Regions from separate parts of the Homo sapiens genome. Here region 1 is linked to region 2. Evidence: read pairs that join two places in POLR2A ChIA-PET (ENCODE). Cell type or tissue: PC-9. All regions are shown on one strand. Each heading gives the region's core, and the rest is flanking DNA. Links, peaks and the distances in the headings are about the cores only. Region 1 has its middle 25 kb from the start of HOXB1. Region 2 overlaps SKAP1 (src kinase associated phosphoprotein 1).

Region 1 (2,800 bases), core at 301-2,800, 370 kb after region 2:
AAAGCTCTTCCCACTAGTTTGAGAAGGCTGCTGCTACAGAAGGGAGAGACCTAGCCAGTGCTGGGCTTGGCTGCAATCATGCAGGACTTAAGGTGGGGGCATCCTAGCTCCCACCTCAAATTTTTGGTGTCCTTTCACCTTGGCCAGGTTAGGGCCAATTAAGGGCAAAGAGGTTGCCCACCAAAAGTTAGTGCTCTATAAATCCATGAAGAGAAATGGAACCTAAATCCCTTTCAAAGGTAGTTCTCTTCTCCCCACCCCACTCCACCTGCCTCCCCTACTCCTTTGACAGAGGTTTCGCTTGCAGGAGCTGAAAAAATTACCATGACCCCTGTGCTCAGGTGGTAGATGGATGCCAGGTTCCTCAACCTGAGATTACAAAACAAAGTTAAGTGCTTGAATCCCCTCAGGGAGCTGGGGACAGACAAGCCTGGCTGAATGAAAGAGCTATTCTGTTTACAATTCTTATTTTTCCAGCAGGGGGGATGAAAATGTCTCCAATTCCGTGTTTCAAGTTTCTTGTAAGATAGGCAAATGAAAGCACATTTCAAACAGTATTGCCTCCAAGAGAAAGATGTTCCCCTCTGGTTGTAAGGAAGTGAAGCAGTGGAAATAGTTAAAGATGAGACTTTGGGTTGGGCACGGTGGCTCACACCTGTAATCCCAGCACTTTGGGAGGCCAAGAGGGGGTGGATCACTTGAGGCCAGCAGTTCGAGACAAACCTGGCCAATATGGCAAAACCCCGTCTCTACCCAAAATACAAAAATTATCCAGGCATGGTGACACATGCCTATAATCCCAGCTACTTGGGAGGCTGAGACATGAGAATCACGTGAACCCAGGAGGCAGAGGTTGCAGTGAGCCAAGATCACACCACTACACTCCAGTCTGGGTGACAGAGCAAGACTCTGTCTCACAAAAAAAAAAAAGGGGCGGAGGATGCTTTGGGACTGGACACACCTGAGTTCAAGTCTCAGCTCTGATATTTACTAAGGGTGTGATCTTGGGCATGTTATGTGACCCCTCTGAGCTTCAGTTTCCTTATCTGTAGAACAAGGATACTAGTACCTAAGTCACAGGCTGGTTGTGAGGGTTAAACACTAAGACATGTGAAGAAAGCACTTATCAGAGCACCTGATACACTAAACTCTCAGTTAATGGCCATCATTGTCAGTAATGAGACTCAACCATTAAAATAAAACTTGGAGACAGGATTTATGGAAGAAAGTTTCAAAGGGGCAGATTTCAGCACAGAAAACAGATTTATTCTTTTTTGAAAAAAGTTTATTACAGAAAAATTCAAACATATACATAAATAAAAGAATATAATGAACTTCCATATACCCAACAACACCCAGCTTCAACAATTATCAATCAAGGCCACTTTTATATCATGCAAACTGCTCTAGATGGATCTAGTCCATTTTAATCTAGTTATTTTGGTCACAAGGGTAGGTATTTTCTTATAGGAGAGGGAATTCGGGATTTAGAGTCTGAAAATGTGTTTCACCTTTGATTAAATGTATGACCTTGGGCAGGTCACTTAATTCTTTTGATCCTCAGTAAAATGAAGATCTTTCATCTGTAAAATAAAATTGATAACACTGGCTACACATACAAAAAGTGTACAGGCAGTGAGATGTCTGTGAAAGAGGCTCAAAAAGGAAGCACTATGTAAACACCTGCCACTGTGTACAGCACCAGGTGTGGCTCAACAAACATTTATTGAGGTTATTGTTAAGTATTAGGTCATGCCAAAAAAAAAAGAGAAAACCCAACTCTTCAATTTTAGGTTGCACCATTGAGCTTCTCTTGTCACATTGCAAATGTGGTCACTAAGGCAACTGGGCCAGACAGAATGGATGACTCATCCTGCTCCAACCTAGTATGCACATCCTGTTGGTCCAGGAGAGTCACTTCTCATACCACATGTCCTTGTTCAATGTCAAGGCCTGGAAAATGTCAAATCATGTCAAAAGTCTCCAGTCCTATATCTCCGTGAAGGTTCAGAGTGAGAACTGCAGAGCCAGTGGGCAAGACCTGAAAATTATATTTTGAAAAAGCAGCTGTTGTGAACACAAGCCAAATCACCCTTTCAAAAAGAATTTGGAGGTAAGTCTCAGATACAGAATTTAAAGCTGCAAGAGGAGACTATAGGTGAATGCCTGACCCAAAGGTTGGTCCGAAAACTATTTTGACTACAGCCAGAGAGATGCTATTTCTTCCTTATTTTTCTTCCCTTACAGAGAAGAGAATTTTAGAATTTCATCTTTGCCCTAACCTCTGCCTCCTGGTGGCCCATGAAAACAATATTGTCCTGCTCAGCAGGGCAAAGCCTCCTATTTCCAGCTGTCCTTTACCCATCCCGTAGCTCCACACTGAGGTCCCCGCTGTAGATGGATTTCTCAGCCAGTGATTTTCTCACTACTGAGCCCCAGCTGTTTTGCATCCGTGGAGCACATGAGGGCGAGAGCAGAAATGAAAGGACCAAGGCAGTGTCAGTGCACTAGGGTCCAGGTCACTGGTGATTCCAGTTTTTAATGAACATGGAGTCCAGGGACCTGAAAGGAAGGTCAGAGTTCACAGAAGAGTAAGCACAATATGCGTCTGGATTATTAAATCCTCACTGTGCAGACATCACTGTTCCTCAATACCCATTCCTCTCAGGGGTTCAGTGTTGCCCTGAGCAGTCAGGGCTCCTGATCTCCTGGAAGCCTTTGACTTCATGCTGTCAAAGGAGTATGAAGGACATTTGACAACTGGGTTATGTCCTAAGAATTTGATTCCCACTCTGACTCT
Region 2 (2,812 bases), core at 38-2,537:
ATGACCTTAGGTTCTCCTAGCTTTAGCTTCTTTGTGAGAGTAGGGATAATATCTCCCTTCTATCTTGTGGGGATGTAAATTGTATCACTGAAGTAAAAACAACTGAAAGTGTTTGATACATAGTAGATGCTCTAAACATTAGATTCTTTCCCTAGAACAGGTGAGAGGTGACAGGTACATTAATAATGACAGGCTAGTCACAGAGAGGAACAAACAAGAAAGAGGATGAGAGGGTTTTAAAGAGAGTTTAAGGGGTAGTCACAGAGTGAGGATGCAGCTCCTTGAATACAGAAAAGCTTCTCAAAAGCACAGCAGATGTTGAAGAGTATGGGGCTATTTCTTTTTTTTTTTTTGAGACGGAGTCTCGCACTGTCGCCCAGGCTGGAGTGCAGTGGCAAGATCTCAGCTCACTGCAACCTCCGGCTCCCACGTTCAAGCAATTCTCCTGTCTCAACCTCCTGAGTAGCTGGGATTACAGGTGCGTGCCATCACACCCGGCTATTTTTTTTTTTTTTTTTTAGACAGAGTCTGGCTCTGTCTCCCAGGCTGGAGTGCAGTGGCGCAATCTCGGCTCACTGCAACCTCCACCTCCCAGGTTCAAGCGATTCTCCTGCCTCAGCCTCCCGATTAGCTGGGATTACAGGCGCGCACCACCACGCCCGGCTAATTTTTCTATTTTTAGTAGAGATGGGGTTTCACCATGTTGGCCTTGATGGTCTTGAACTTCTGACCCCAGATGATCCACCCGCCTCAGCCTCCCAAAGTGCTGGGATTACAAGCGTGAGCCACTGCGCCTGGCCACAACTGGCTAATTTTTTATATTGTTGGTAGAGATGGGGTTTCATCATGTTGGCCAGGCTGGTCTCAAACTCCTGACCTCAAGTGATCCACCAGCCTCGGCCTTGCTAAGTGCTGGGATTACAGGCGTGAGCCACTGTGCCCACTCTGAGTATGGGGCTATTTCTGATAGCACCAGAAAATGTTTTCTTTCTTTTGAAAGAAGTAAAATTAGAATGAAAAAAAAATTTTTTTTTTTTGAGACAGAGTCTCACTCTGTTGCCCAGGCTGGAATGCAGTGGCACAATCTTGGGTCACTGCAACCTCCACCACCTGGGTTCAAATGATTTTCCTGCCTCAGCCTCCTGAGTAGCTGGGACTACAGGCTTGCGCCCAGCTAATTTTTGTATTTTTAGTAAAGACGGTGTTTCACCCTGTTGGCCAGGGTGGTCTCGAATTCCCGACTTCGTGATCTGCTCACCTCGGCCTCTCAGAGTGCTGGGATTACAGGTGTGAGCCACTGTGCCTGGCCAAAATAAATTTTTTTTTTTTTGAGATGGAGTCTCGCTCTTTTGCCCGGTCTGGAGTGCAGTGGTGAGATCTCAGCTCACTGCAACTTCTGCCTCCTGGGTTCAAGCGATTCTTCTGCTTCAGCCTCCTGAGTAGCTGGGACTACAGGTGTGCACCACCACGCCCAGCTAATTTTTTGTATTTTTAGTAGAGACGGGGTTTCACCATGTTGGCCAGGCTGGTCTTGAGCTCCTGACCTCGTCATCCACCCGCCGCAGCCTCCCAAAGTACTGGGATTACAGGTATGAGCCACCGTGCCTGGCCCCGAATGAAATTTTAAGTATGGGAAATATCACATATTCCAGTTCAATTGGATTTGGGGTACCAAAGAGCTAACTGCTTCTTTGTACACTTGGTTGCTGAGTACTATTAGGAAAAACAAAACAAAAGAAGTAAAACCAGATTGGTGATATGTAAAATTCAGAGTCCCTAGCATTATCTGGTGATCTTTTTATCTCTGGATGCATATAATTATCATAGAATTATGATATCTAATATCTCCCCTCCTCAAACTCATGTTGCTTCTGACAACCTCTTCTCCACCTTCAAAGGGAAAAGAGAAGCCATCAGATTTGTCAGCCACCAGCCACCAAAGCAGGAACTTACCTGTATTGACAACCATCTTTCTTTCCCATTAAAGTCGGGGAAGCACCCCTCCCCTGGTTTAAGACTACCCCTCACAACACGCACTTGCAACCCTCCTCCTTCCTTTCCGAGAGATGAGGTTCTGTGGAGACTGACCATTGCCTGTAAAGTAAATGGCTCCTTCCACCAGCACTGAAAGGTGTTCAAGTTTCTCTCATTTTTTAAAACAACCATTAAATAGCTGCCACTGATGTCTACTTCCCATTTCTTCTAGTCTATGCCACACTTGTTGGGAAAGTTTACTCACTCACTGCTCCAACTTCCTTCCTGTTCACTGTTGAAGCCGCTCTCATCAGGCTTGGTTGCCGTCCTCTACTTAGGCTCTCTCTCCATGGTCTCCTGTAACCTCTGCATTGCTCAAATTCCCTGAGCACTTCTCAGTCCTTAACTTACTTGATCTCTCAGCAGTGCTGGCACTATTGGTCCTCCTTGAGGCCTTTTATTCTCTTAGTTTCTATGATAATTATACTCTCCTGGTTTCTCTCCTTCTACTTCTACTTCTTCTCATTCTCCTTTGCAGGCTCATCTTGCTCAATTCTGCTTTTTAATGTGGTTGTTTTCCAGGGTTCTGTCCTGGCCTTCTCTTCTGTCTTGATGCGCTTTACTAGAGCAATCCCATATATCTCTGTAGAGTATCCACCATGTCTGTGTTTATCACTCATGACCACAGCTCCACCCCAGGTCTGTACTGGACCCCAATAGCCAAGTGCATTCCACCAAGCTGTTCAAACTCAGTATGTCCTAAATTTAACATGTAATCCTGCCTTCACCTCCATCCTGACTCCAAAGCTATCTTTGCTTCCTTGGTTCTCTATCTCAG

What was found. ChIA-PET counts read pairs that join two places held together with the same protein. Peaks named below come from ENCODE experiments on the same cell type or tissue, not always from the same donor. Only the 100,000 strongest peaks of a DNase experiment are listed, where the experiment ranks them.
Region 1: POLR2A ChIA-PET joins it to region 2 with 5 read pairs; 2 of 35 experiments call an interaction of 5 or more read pairs at or near these places.

Annotation. Positions count from the first base shown.
Region 1 is chr17:48,504,151-48,506,950 of GRCh38, forward strand. No RefSeq gene overlaps it. Among named protein-coding and RNA genes, the nearest start is that of HOXB1, 25 kb to the right of the region's middle. In PC-9, for the core only: CTCF peaks have their summits at 2,260 (motif pointing left) and 2,460; DNase peaks (open chromatin) are centred at 1,011 and 1,831; H3K27ac peaks cover 653 bases.
Region 2 is chr17:48,137,870-48,140,681 of GRCh38, forward strand. All of the region lies in intron 11 of SKAP1 (src kinase associated phosphoprotein 1), which reads right to left. Among named protein-coding and RNA genes, the nearest start is that of MIR1203, 17 kb to the right of the region's middle. In PC-9, for the core only: no CTCF peak of the experiment used is centred there; no DNase peak of the experiment used is centred there.